Linked DNA regions of Mus musculus: regions 2 and 3 are each linked to region 1. Evidence: chromatin loops called from intact Hi-C (ENCODE). Cell type or tissue: heart. All regions are shown on one strand.

Evidence for each region. A loop is a pair of places that touch in the nucleus more often than their neighbours do. Peaks named below come from ENCODE experiments on the same cell type or tissue, not always from the same donor. Only the 100,000 strongest peaks of a DNase experiment are listed, where the experiment ranks them.
Region 2: it touches region 1 in a loop (3-fold over the local background); 1 of 42 quality-filtered maps calls a loop at or near these places.
Region 3: a loop joins it to region 1, with 2.8 times the contacts of the local background. A loop is called at or near these places in 1 of 42 quality-filtered maps.

Annotation. Positions count from the first base shown.
Region 1 is chr2:75,702,554-75,706,553 of GRCm38, forward strand. Nfe2l2 (nuclear factor, erythroid derived 2, like 2) reads right to left here and starts at 2,110. Exons shown (of 5, transcript NM_010902.4): 1 at 1,811-2,110. The coding sequence starts at 1,855. In heart, CTCF peaks have their summits at 1,142, 1,341 and 2,024 (motif pointing left); DNase peaks (open chromatin) are centred at 1,228, 1,358 and 2,068; H3K4me3 peaks cover 3,227 bases; H3K27ac peaks cover 3,761 bases.
Region 2 is chr2:75,983,032-75,987,031 of GRCm38, forward strand. It overlaps Pde11a (phosphodiesterase 11A), which reads right to left. Exons shown (of 20, transcript NM_001081033.3): 20 at 2,777-4,000. Among named protein-coding and RNA genes, the nearest start is that of Ttc30a1, 3.1 kb to the left of the region's middle. In heart, a CTCF peak has its summit at 2,301 (motif pointing right); a DNase peak (open chromatin) is centred at 2,280; H3K27ac peaks cover 621 bases.
Region 3 is chr2:75,963,291-75,967,290 of GRCm38, forward strand. No RefSeq gene overlaps it. Among named protein-coding and RNA genes, the nearest start is that of Ttc30a2, 13 kb to the right of the region's middle. In heart, CTCF peaks have their summits at 1,356 and 1,961; DNase peaks (open chromatin) are centred at 1,401 and 1,851; H3K4me3 peaks cover 825 bases; H3K27ac peaks cover 1,843 bases.

The DNA.
Region 1 (4,000 bases):
ATTATGATCTTAAATGATTTCTTCAAGGTCTTCAAATATTTAAATCAATGTCTGGAAAGAACTAGAAATGTCCGGCTAACAAAGCTTTCACACGGCAGAGAAAGAAAGCAGCACAGCTGCCATTTTTGTAAATGAAATGTTATTCTACACAGGAAAGAGAAAAAAAAAAACTTTACAGTCAAAGTTCATTTGCACCGTGTATCCTGTGGCCAGGAAGCATTCCTTCTGATTACTCATGAAGAGCAGAAATCAGAAAATACAGTTTACTTATTCATCCTAATGAAAACCAGGCTACAACCCCAATCATTTCGGGGCCAAGTTCAAGGGAGGGGTAGAATTAATGCACTGTCAGTAACTTAAAAACTGACACCAGGACCTTCCAGGTCAGCCGAAAGCTTTACATTTAAACTAACTTACTCTTTACCGAGTTATACATTCCCTGGAGTTAAATGGTTTCTTTTCCTAAAAATCCAATTCCGACTCTTTTGTGTGTGTGTGTGCGCGCGTGTGTGCCAACATAAGCATTTACTTCTTTAAAACTGCCTGAAGTATAACCAGAAACTGGTTTTCACTTACATAACAATCTTCAAAACTTAGCAAGAAAGTGTTATGAAACGCAAGCGTCCCATTCGCTGTCTTCAAAGTGCGCAACATGCTAAGAAAATTGAGGCAGAATCTCAAACAGCAAAGAAAAATGTATTAAGGACACAAGCGAGGGATAATAAATAAATGTCTAAAAGCAAAACTTCTGCAACAGTATAAAAAGCAACAAATTCTAATCTATTACTCTTACCCTTGACGGCAAGGACCAGAATATCCTGCCTTATACATTTTGGTATTACAACTCTGTAATGCTAAATCCAAAGACAAAGCCGCCCAGGGGAAAATAACAATTGCGCAACTGATCAACAGCTCCAACTTGTCCCTTGGCCCCAGAGCAGCGAGGTTTGCACGCTATAGAGCAGGAAAGGGCCAACCGAGGGCCTCTGTGACTGCCAACTGGCCGATGTAAGCCAGCCAGAAGCCACAGCCTCGCACACTACGTGGGGCCCCGCGGGTCACCATACTCAGAACACACAGCCCAGCATGGGGCCCACTCGGACCTCGGAGCCCGCCGCCCAGGTCTGCACGTCCTTGCGCCCGGCGCGAGGCCATTCCCGGGTTCCCAGGCTGAAGGAGCGTGCGGAGCCCTGCCGGCAGGCCGCCCGTCGGGGCGCCAGAGCACGAGGGCCACCCGGTGACTTTCTCCTCCGCCCCCGGAGGGCTGGGCTTTTCTGGATCAAGACGGACAGGCGTGATCTTACAGACCAGCTCTCGGGCTGAGGCCGTAGACGGCCGAGCTCACCAAGTCGTAGAACGGGGGTTGGGGAGGGCTTCGGGCGGACGCCGAGGAGAGACCTCAGCTCCCCCGAGCGCGGCCCCGTGACTAGGCACATTTTTACCGGCACCGAATCAGGGAAACTACGCTGCCCCGGAAAAGGCCGGGCGGCGCCGGTTTAGACCGCCAGCATCCACCCCCCTCCCGCCTCTGCGCCTCCCACCCAGCGAGGTGGTGGTGTCTCTGCCTGGCCCCACGAAGTCAGAGCTTCCTCCACACCCCAACCTCGCCGCCCCTGGAGACCTCAGGCTCGGACCCCACTCTCGTCGCGGCCCCAACATCCTCCGTTGCCCTCCCAGCTCGGCGGGGCAGTTCCCAGGCCCTGCCGTCGTAGTCCTGGCTCAGACTGTCCCTCCCTCCCGGAGCCACTATCCCCTCGAGCTCCTGCCGGCTTCTTGGCACAGCCCAGGGGCCCGAAGGTTGGGGCAGCACCTGCTGGGACTGTAGTCCTGGCGGTGGCAACTCCAAGTCCATCATGCTGAGGGCGGACGCTGTGGTAGGGCTCCCCGACGGCGAGGCTACTTGCAGCAGAGGTGAGGCGGCGGCAATGGCTAGTCCGAGCAGCGGAGAACTAGGAGATAGCCTGCTCGCTGGAGTGGCAGGCCAGCCTTAGTCCGCCCCGCCCCCGCCCCCTGGGGGCGGAACAAGGACCTAGGGACGGGACAAGAACTTAGAGGCGGAGAAAAGGCTAGGGCAAGAGGCAAGGGCCAGAGGCAGGACAAGGGCATGGAGGCGGGGTAAGGGGCGGGGCAAGAGCTTGGAATCGCGTACAGGGGCAGGGCAAGGACCCGAGGGCCCCCCGCAAAGGCCTAGGGCGGGGCAAGGGGAGGGGGGGACAAGACGGGGGCCAGTGGAAGGAGCAAGAGCCCGAGGGCGGGGCATGGACCTGAGTGCTTCCGGCCGGAGTTCCCGCGTTCCCCTCGACCCCCCACTGTTGATCCTCCTCTCGCTGTCCGGGGCATGGCGGAGTCAGGTGGGCTGAAGTCGCACGGGGGGCGGAGCGCGAGCAGGAGGCCTTCGGCCCCCCCAGTCCTCTGTAGGACAGCACCCCCTTGCTAGAGATTAGCAGCTGTTTGCCGAAGGTCGCTCCAGCCCTGGCTCTTTGAAGCAGTTTAAACAGTTGGTGCAAGCACACCGGGAGCCCCGGCCCGTGCGCTGCTATCGGAGCTGCCACTCCCTGATTTGGACCTGCAGAACCTTGCCCGCTTTATCTCGCTCCACCGGCTGACTGTGGCGCCAGTTTCGGGGTTAGGGCTCTGAGCTGGGACCCGGACTTTGCAAGAGGCCAACTGCCCTCTGGCCCCAGGTCCCATTCAGTTGCTGGTGCTCAAACACCTCTGCCCCAGGGAGATGGATGAGTCCACGCTGCAAACTCGTGCTCGCTTACTCGAAGGCCCTCCACTTCTCCCACGTGCCCTGGGCTCGGGGCCCAAGCGGTCACTCAGTATCACTTCATCCACCCAGAGCCCAGCAAGCGGGCACAGCTCTAACAGAATCACCGAAGTGGATTCTAAGACTCTCAGGGTTCCTTTACACGTACTTACTCTATTTGGGAATTTTGAGGTATGATCTCATAAGGCCCCACCTCTCAAGCTGTTTTTAGAGCAGCGTTTCTCAACCGTCGTAATGCAGCGACCCTTTAATATAGTTCGTGTTGTGGTGACCTCCAACTAGAAAAGTATTTTTGCTGCTACTTCATAACTAATTTTGTTGCTATAAATTGTAATGTAAGTATCGGATGTGCAAAATATCTGAGATGCTTGGGGTGGCTCTCCACAGGCTGAGAACTGTACCATAGACTCTGCCACTTGGGTTTGGTGGTGGTGGTGGTGGTAGTGACTGTTTTCACAACGTTCATTCCCAAACATACTTCTTTAACTGCCCCCGAAAAAAAATCCAATTTCTAAAATAGTTATATGGGCTTAGAAAAAAAATCGAGGGATGTTTTAATGTGTTAATAGTTGAAAACCCAGAGTATTTTTATCTTTCTCTTTGTTGTTTTAAGTATGTTTGAACACAAATATCTTCTTTTGAATTTTTTTTTTTTTTTTTGGTTTTTTAAGACAGGGTTTTTCTGTGTAGCCCTGGCTGTCCTGACACTCACTCTGTAGACCAGGCTGGCCTAGAACTCAGAAATCTGCCTGCCTCTGCCTCCCAAGTGCTGGGGCTAAAGGTTTGCGCCACCACTGCCTGGCTTGAAATGTATTTTAAAAACCACTACCCTATTATGGGCCTGGGGTCAGTTAGAGATTCAACAATCTGACAAAGAAAGGTCTCTTACTCAGATCCTAGCGCTAGGTCTCCAGCTGAGACTCAGGACTTCTGAATGCAATGCTCAGCCATTTGTTCTCTCACAAACAGAATGCAAACAGAATCTCCTTCTCCAGCAAAACAGAAACAGCAGTAAAAAAAATTTAACCCTTAACGGCCCTTAACATTTGGAGGTCTAATTTTGCTTTATAGTTCTCTGGAGCACCGAAAATTTAAACTTTTAAACATAAAGTTAGCCAACAACATAATATTTCATAGTATTAATGCTGCAGGGGCCAACCTCTGTCGGCAGGAGAGCTAAGGGCCTTGTGACAACTGAAAGCAGAGTTACTAGCCAGGAAGAACCTGAGA
Region 2 (4,000 bases), 280 kb after region 1:
CCAAGAAACTGTAAAGGCCTGCCAAATGAGGGCACCAAGTGTGTATGAGGAAAGATTGCTGTGTCCCTTTTTTTTTTTTCTATAGAAACAATCAAGTAAATTGGTGTGGGCAGTAGGCTTCTGACTTCCATGACTCAATTGCACTTTCAAACAGATATACAATGACTAGTGGGGTTGGGTATCCCCTAGTTCCTGGTATCACAAGGAAAAGGCTGAAGCAGGTATACATTTGCTCCTATCGTATAATCCTATCATATAACAGCCGATTTTATGTGCGTTCAGCCTTCCCTCATGTGGAGAATTTGCAGCCATGTGACTTCTTGGATGTCATCACACAAGGGGCATTTCTGCAATCAATAAGAAGGAAGGAGCAGATTGCACCCATTTTATGTGTGTGGAGTGGGCCTTTGGTCCACCAAAGATCTTTTTTTTTTTTTTTTTTTTTTTTTTTTTTACAGAAAGCAGGTAAGGACTACTTCTATATCCCCACTCTGAGTTTACTATTACTCTGATTTTCTGGTACCCTTTTAGGTGAAGTCTGTGGTGGGGGTATGTGATGCTCACATATTAAAGAATATGATATGTCTCCTTTACAACTGCTGCCCTGCCTGACATTTGAATTTGGAAATTCACACTCAGTATTTAAAAATCTTTATGCATAGACTGTTATTGTGAAAAAGCTGGCCTTAAATTATGATGCATAAACATGAAATCAGGAAATGACCTTTTATCCTTTCAGTCTCTCTGTCTGCAAAACTGTACTTACATGATGAAAAAAACTGTACTTACATCCCACCCCCTCCCACACACACCGAAAGGATTGTCAGCTTTCTCCCAAATTTCTTGGCTACCTCTCTGTGTTGCTGTCTGTCTATGAGCACAGCAGCTAAAGTACACAGGAGGGTAGCCATTTTGTGTCCTCCTCCTTATTTCATGGAAAGTGGCTCCAATGGCCTGGCTTGAAAAGAGCAGGGCATTTGGCTTAGACAGATGGAGGGCAGGGTCATTTTCAAAATGCAATGAGCACCAATCCCACTGTGAAATTGGCATGACCAGAACTACCGCTGTGATAGGCTGACTTTTATTTGGTCTCTGATAGGCAGTTGGGGAGTCGTTTCATTGTTTCTTGGATGGGAGAGATAAAAGGAGATCTTTTAATTAATGATGGAAGGCCTGGAAAACAAACCAAGTAGAATATTACGAAGTATAAACTATCATTTTTGTTTACATTAGGGTCTTGACGAGCTGGAGTATATGTCAAAAGCAAATCTGCAATATTATCCTCAGCAATAGGACAACATGCAGTGGTTCTTATAAAGTGCATTAGAGACATAAAGAAAGGAGTTAATGATTGAGAAGGTAGTGTGACACTCATGGCTGGCTTTGCTGGACTAGGGGAGAGGTGGTTACCAGGAAGAGTATGCAAAACATAGCAGGGCAAAAGCATTTTGGTTCTTAGTATCCTTCTGTTCTTCCTGCCCAAATACAAGGCAATCAAATGTACAATGGATCGAGATTCCCTTTTACTTATCTGGTTACCCTATGAATGTGAGCATTTGTGGCTGGTGCATTGCTAATTCATGAGTGTCTTACGCACAGTCACATGCACGCATCTTCCTTAATAAAGGAAGTCATCTGTAAAGGTAGAGTTTTCTTCTCCTCTATGGCTCCTGACCTTTTTTTTCCAGGAGCTCAGTCCCATTGAACTTTGGTCATCTCAAACCCATCTCCACTATGAACAGGGAATCAAAATTAGGGCCAAATCTGTAACGTAATTGACTGAGTTTTAGGAGCCTGAGTTCAGTCTTTTGAAATGTTGGGGCCGTCTCTATGCAGAATCAACAAGATCATTCATGTTTAGTTGGAGAGTCATTTCATCTCATGTGGGTCTTACCTTTCAGAGAAATCTTCCTCAATATCCAAAGATCTCTTTCTTGAATGGACTTTGATTTTGATCAAGTAGCTTGGATTTTAAAGTTTACAGTGTTACTAAATCAACTTGTCTTGGATAGTGCAGGAGCGTTATTGTTTACAAAAGGGATTAGCGGAGAAGGCGAAACTGTGCATCCTAGTTTGTCAAACAGTTGGGCAGCCTTTCAAAGAAAGAGCTACTCCAAGCCCCAGTATTGTGTGTATACAGAAAGATACAGAAAGCATGCACCACGATCATCACCAGGCCCCCTTTGCCTAACTTCCCTTATTCATCCCCACAGACCTTTTGTGAGGTTCCACTTCACTGTAGAACTGCAGGCTGCAATACACAAAGAAGCCAGTGGCTGCAGCAGGCAGCGCTGGTATTTGCTTATACTGTCCAGTAGAGGGCCACACTACACCTCTCTTCTCTCTCCTTGGGTGTCTCCTTCCTCAGCCATTTGATCTGGCTCTAGATTATTTGTTGCAGTCCATTCTGATAGAAGAGGCATAATGGTGTAAGAATTTTAAAGTTTAAGTACTGAAGCCATTGCATAATTGCATTACATCACTGTGGCTGTCAGTCTTGTGTAGATGTGACCCCACCTTGTGTAACTGTCCATGCAGATGTAAGCAATGCATAATGGATGGAGGAATAGCTTTCGGCTACAGAATTCTTCTACCTCCAGACAGCCTTCAGTAATGCGAAGAATCTTTTGTCAGTTTAAAAATGAGGCCCCGGGACTCCTAACACACAATCAGACGGCACTGGTCAAAGTTAATGAGCTAAACGGTCACAATTTAAATGGTAGGTATTAGAAAGCATCTTTCTTCCAGCCCTCAAAACAAAGACTATGCCAGAGTGTTAGTTAACCATTAAGCATTTTATTAAAAACAAGAAGTCTCTTTTTTTTTTTTTTTTTTTTTTTTAAGTAGCCCGTTTCAAAGCCACGTGTAGTTGCTTCTGAAATGGACAAGCAGCATTAAACCAAGTGTTCCTACAATGATTAGCCTGGAAAGGACACAAACAGAGGAGCGCGTCTTCTCCTTCTTCTGTGTAAAGCAACAGTAATTAGGAAGCAAGTCAGTAGGGAATCCTTTTTAAACTGTTGTAAATCAAAAGAAAATAGCAAAAGTAACAGCCCTCCGAGGGAACGAGACTCAATAACTAGACTACTATCTCCACACTTGCGCTATGCTTTAAAACTGCTGTAAATATGATCTCATCTAAATCTACGCTAGAGCAAAAGAAAAATGAGCACTCTAACACACACATAGACACAGAAGGGAACTCACCCAAACGATGGTCTCAAAGAACACACTTGGGTTTTTTTTTTTTTTTTTTTTTTTTTTTTTTTTAGCAAATAGTTAATTTACTTCATAGAACACTTTTGCAGCAGAGTGTACATTGAGAGACATTGGTTGGTACAGACTGACACAGATGAACAGTTTGCCCTTAGTGCTGCTGAGAGATGCACAGACATGCAAGGACATTCAAAAATCAAAGTCTGTACAACCCCAAATCACTAGGCAGGGGCAGGGGTGCATGGACAAGGAGAACACAGCACTGGGTGCTGCTAAATCTAATGCCCCCCCTCCCCCCCCATGAAATTCTCCAGACACAGCCTGGTTTATTTCTGTTTGTGTTCTAGTTATTGTTCAGTTAGCGCAGTGGCTCTCAACCTTACTAACGCTGCGACCCTTTAACACAGTTCCTCATGGTGTCGTGGCCCCCAACCATACAATTACCCTCATTGCCACTTCAGCATTGTAACTTTCTCCTGCTATGAATTTTAATGTAAATATATATCTGCTATGTAGGACGCCTGATGTGTGACCCCCAAAGGGATCTCCACACACAGGTTGAGAGCTGCTGACTTAGGAAGTGTGTGATACTTTGGCCACTAATAGCCAGACTTAACCTCTAAACTCCTAGTATAATTGGGGTGTGGGAGCTCTTGACAGCACATGGCAGAAAAACAGTCCCAGTTTGCTGCTATGAAACATTCAGAATTCACTAAAGGAGGCGTGACAGAGCTCTTAAGGTCCCAAATTAGGTTACATTCAGTTACTGTTGTTAATCTTTTTG
Region 3 (4,000 bases), 260 kb after region 1:
GGGGGGAAACAGCTCAGTCAGCCATGGCCAGGCCTGTTGAAAGGATTAGCATGGGCCAACAGGCTCTGTAGGGAAGGCAAACAGACGTACAGAAATGTCTAACTGCGTAACTGTTGAAACTCCACACAAAATATAAGGGCAGAGCTGCCTGTTCATAAATTATTAGGGATTTAACAGCGTTGCTAGGAGAGGATTAAGCCAAGCATGTGTGGCCTTGTGTGATCATACTGGGCCCCACAACCACAAGGTGCACAGCCACAATGTGCTCAGTACCTCCCTCAAACTGCGAGGGTCCATCGACGTCAATTCCCTTGGCAAGGAGGAGAAGCTCACTGGCTTCATCACAGAGCAAGCATGTGGACAGAAGAAACGGGTGGGTGGTCCTTGCTAGGGTACTCCGAATAAGGCTCTCTTCCTGGCCGCTCTCCTTCCCTTCCCTTCAGAGGGTCATTCCCTTAGAGGACAGTTCAGCCATTGTCTGTGCTCGCCCTGGGGACACTTGACCTTGTGCAGACATTTCTCCTGCATTCCATTGCTTTTCCATCTCCTACCTTCTACCAAATACAGAGCTTTATAAGTGATTTTTTTTTTTTAAATGGCAAGTTTGTGGGCTTTTATTAGATGCTGTAATTTCAAACTGCGATTACATGATGTCTGGGTTTCCCCGAGCCCAAATTCAATATCCTGGAGCTCGGGCAGTTTTGTTGCCTGGCTTCAGCGTGCGCCTGGGGTGGGGCCCTGGCAGGGATGGGTGCCCATTCAGCCTCTTAAAATCTTCGGCTGTGGATGTGAGCTTAACCCAGCTTCCTTCTTCCTATTCTCTTGAATTATGTTTACTGGCCACTGTTACTTTGTGTGCTTACATGGTGGGTGGGAGTGAGGAAGATAACTTTTGGAAGTTAGTGCTCTCCTACTTTGGGTATGGGCCTTGAACGCAGGTCTCTAGGCTTGCATGGACAGCCGTTCCCTTGCTGAGCGACCTCACCAGCCCTACAGGGTGCATGACGTAATCAGCTCCCTCAAGTTCCTGCTGCTGTGAGTTCTCTGTCATGATAAAATGTAACCTCCAACCAGGAGCCAAAATAAACTCTTAAAGAAAAAAGAGAAAGAAAGAAAGAGAAAAGAAAAGAAAAGAAAAGAAAGAGAAGACAAACTCACATGTGTTCATTTTCACAGTCTCTGACTCCGCCTAGATTGTCCTTGTCATCGCAGTGTTCATGATGGAGCGATACATTTATGTTTTGCTACTGCTGAGCTGTAATCTGTTCCGAACTCATAAAGTGAAGGCAGAATAAAGCAAGAGGCCCTAGGACTGACCGCAAGGAGCCGGTGAAATCACCACCGTTTTCATGTGACGAGCGCCACACACTGGGCAGCGAGAGCTAATCTTTTGCTCTGCTTTTATTTCTGGGAAAGGGGACCCGTGGCATGGAGATGACCTCTCGAAAGTTGTGCGCGGCTCCCAGGGCATAGTAACCAGGCTGCCAGTGCCATTTCCACCCAGACAAGCACATTCCCATCTTCATGTTAGTAACATGACAGAGTTTTCAGATTTCCCGTTCATTTGTGGAAGGTGGGAGCTGGAACCCATGCTCTTTAAGATCCAGCTTTCCAAATTCGAGCACAGGATGCATGCAGATGGGTGCTGCCTAGTCAGCCCACAGCTGCCACATAGATTTAAAAAAAAAAGTGTTGCGCATCGGACTTTTGCTGTTTTATCCAGACATTTACCATAGCCAACCAGAGCACTGAGAAAGCTGAATGCTGAATTTCACACTCACTTGTGACTACCCCGCCCTCTGTCAGACTGACTCTGCAGCTTGCTACTGCATTCATTTCAAAGCTACTCAGAGAGAGGACGGCTAGGGCATCTGCCAAACAAGCAGATGATTCTGTTCCCTCTAGCAAAGGTTCTTTCAAGCCTTTCCCATGAGTTTTGAAGCCTTGAGGCCCCCTCTACTGGTGGAACTTGTAATCCATCAAATAGTTCGATTTGGTGAGCTGGGTAAAGAGGACTCCCAACCCTCAAACCAAATCAAACCAAACTAAACCAAAAAACAAACCACTCACATCAGATCAGCAAAGACTAGAATCGTAACAAAATGTGAACATTTCCCCTCCCACCCCCCACCAACTTTCAAGTTTGTAGACGAGAAATAGAAGTCTAGAAGGTTTCAAACCATTCTCTCATAAATCTGGTGGGGGACACTCAAGGACATTCGGCGGTTGCTGGCTGGCAAAGTGTGGAGTTATTTCTCTGGAGACAGAAGTCCTTGACACTTGCAAGAAATTCTGTGTTCTGTTCACCTAAACCAAGGATTCCTAAACTCTAACCACTCAGGCATCTCTGAGGTGCTCTTGTCAAAGCCAAGGGCAGCATGTGTTACGACTTACGAATTCTCTTCCACAAAGCCACCAATGAGATTCCCTCGGTGTTACTGTGTGTATCACACTTTAGATAGAGCTGAGGCAAGAGACCTCACGCTTGTGTTTATGGCTACAACAGTCATTATTACATCCTTTCTTTTATTCTTAGTGTTGTTGTTGTTGATGATGATGATGGGGCGTGTGCGAGCACATCTATGTGCATGTGTGTGCGACTGTGTATACAGCTTTCCAGAGTCAGCTTACTACTTCCACTGTGGGCCCTGTGTGTTGAACTCAGGCTGTCAGGGTGCTTTTGCCCCACTGAGCCATCTCACGGCCCACACCCTTAAAGGGGCAGCTGTCTCTTGTTTGTGTACCTGCAATTTCTGGTGTTCTTCTCTCTTTTCTACAAGTCACTCTTCATTCTATCCCCACATCCCTTTGCTTTAATCTTCATATTTTCTTTACACCCATGTGCTCAGGAAAACTCTCCCTGGGCACTATGTCTCAGTTTAGACTCAGCTCTGGGAAACCGCATTGAAGTCAAGGCACATTGGATGAATAAAAAGTCCTCTGTATTCCCGTCTTTCTCTGGAACTTGAAGTGAGAGTTTTTGTTTTTGTTGTTTTGTTTTGTTTTTGTTTTCCAATTTCACCCTTAGAGTCTGCTTTCTCTGAGGAATTGACACGTGAAAATGAAAGCTTAAAAAAAAAAACAAAAAAACAAAATCAATCCAAATGTTTAATTCATTATCCCTTGAGGAGCAGGGTAGAGGTGCCCTGATGGCAGCCATACCTGTGGGAGATGTGGTGATGAGAGAAAAGCTGTGTTTATGAAGTCTTTTTTCATGTTCAACATTCCTGGGAAACTAACACAAACTTCATTTCTCCAGTAATAAAGGTGACCATTGTTCTTCTCCTGCTGGGTGCATACACTCAGTTTTCAGTTAGTTCTGACCTGCAGCAGGTTACCACTGTGAAACCCCAGCTATTAACAGCTGAGTATGTGTTTAAAGCTGCCCCACAGAAGGCTGGTGTGGAAACCTCTCATCGTGATGTGTGCTCCCTGCTTCACCCATTGTGTCGTTTCTGTGGACTCTCAGTGAGTCCTTGGGGTTCCCTTGTAAAAATTAAGAGAACAAAACAAAGCAAAAATATTTTATGGTCATAAGAGCTCAGAAATATTTGCTTTAAACGTAAATTTTATAATAATGAGCCCAGTACATAAGTTATAAGCTCTTCTTGCAAAGACATGGATTCCACGGATTGAATTTTCATTTGGTAATATTTGCATAGTACTTTAGAACATAACACAATGATGTAGACATGGATTAAAAACTCAGCTGCAGCTCTGTACTTCTCCAAGCCTTTTTACTCTGTAGAAAATTAAGTATGTTCAATCTTAACGACAGCTAATCCTAAAGAAGACTAATATAAAAGACTCTGCACCCCATGGGGTGCAAGAGGGCGCTAGGCATTTATGGAAGCTCCCCAAAGGGGCTCTCTCTGATGGCAACAGATGGAAACCCCAGGGAGAGGCAGGTTCCCACTGTGACTGTCACAGGCCTCATGGTGGTGCTTTGGCAATGACATCAGCCAGGAGATCAGCAACTGGAATTTTAGATTTCATAGAA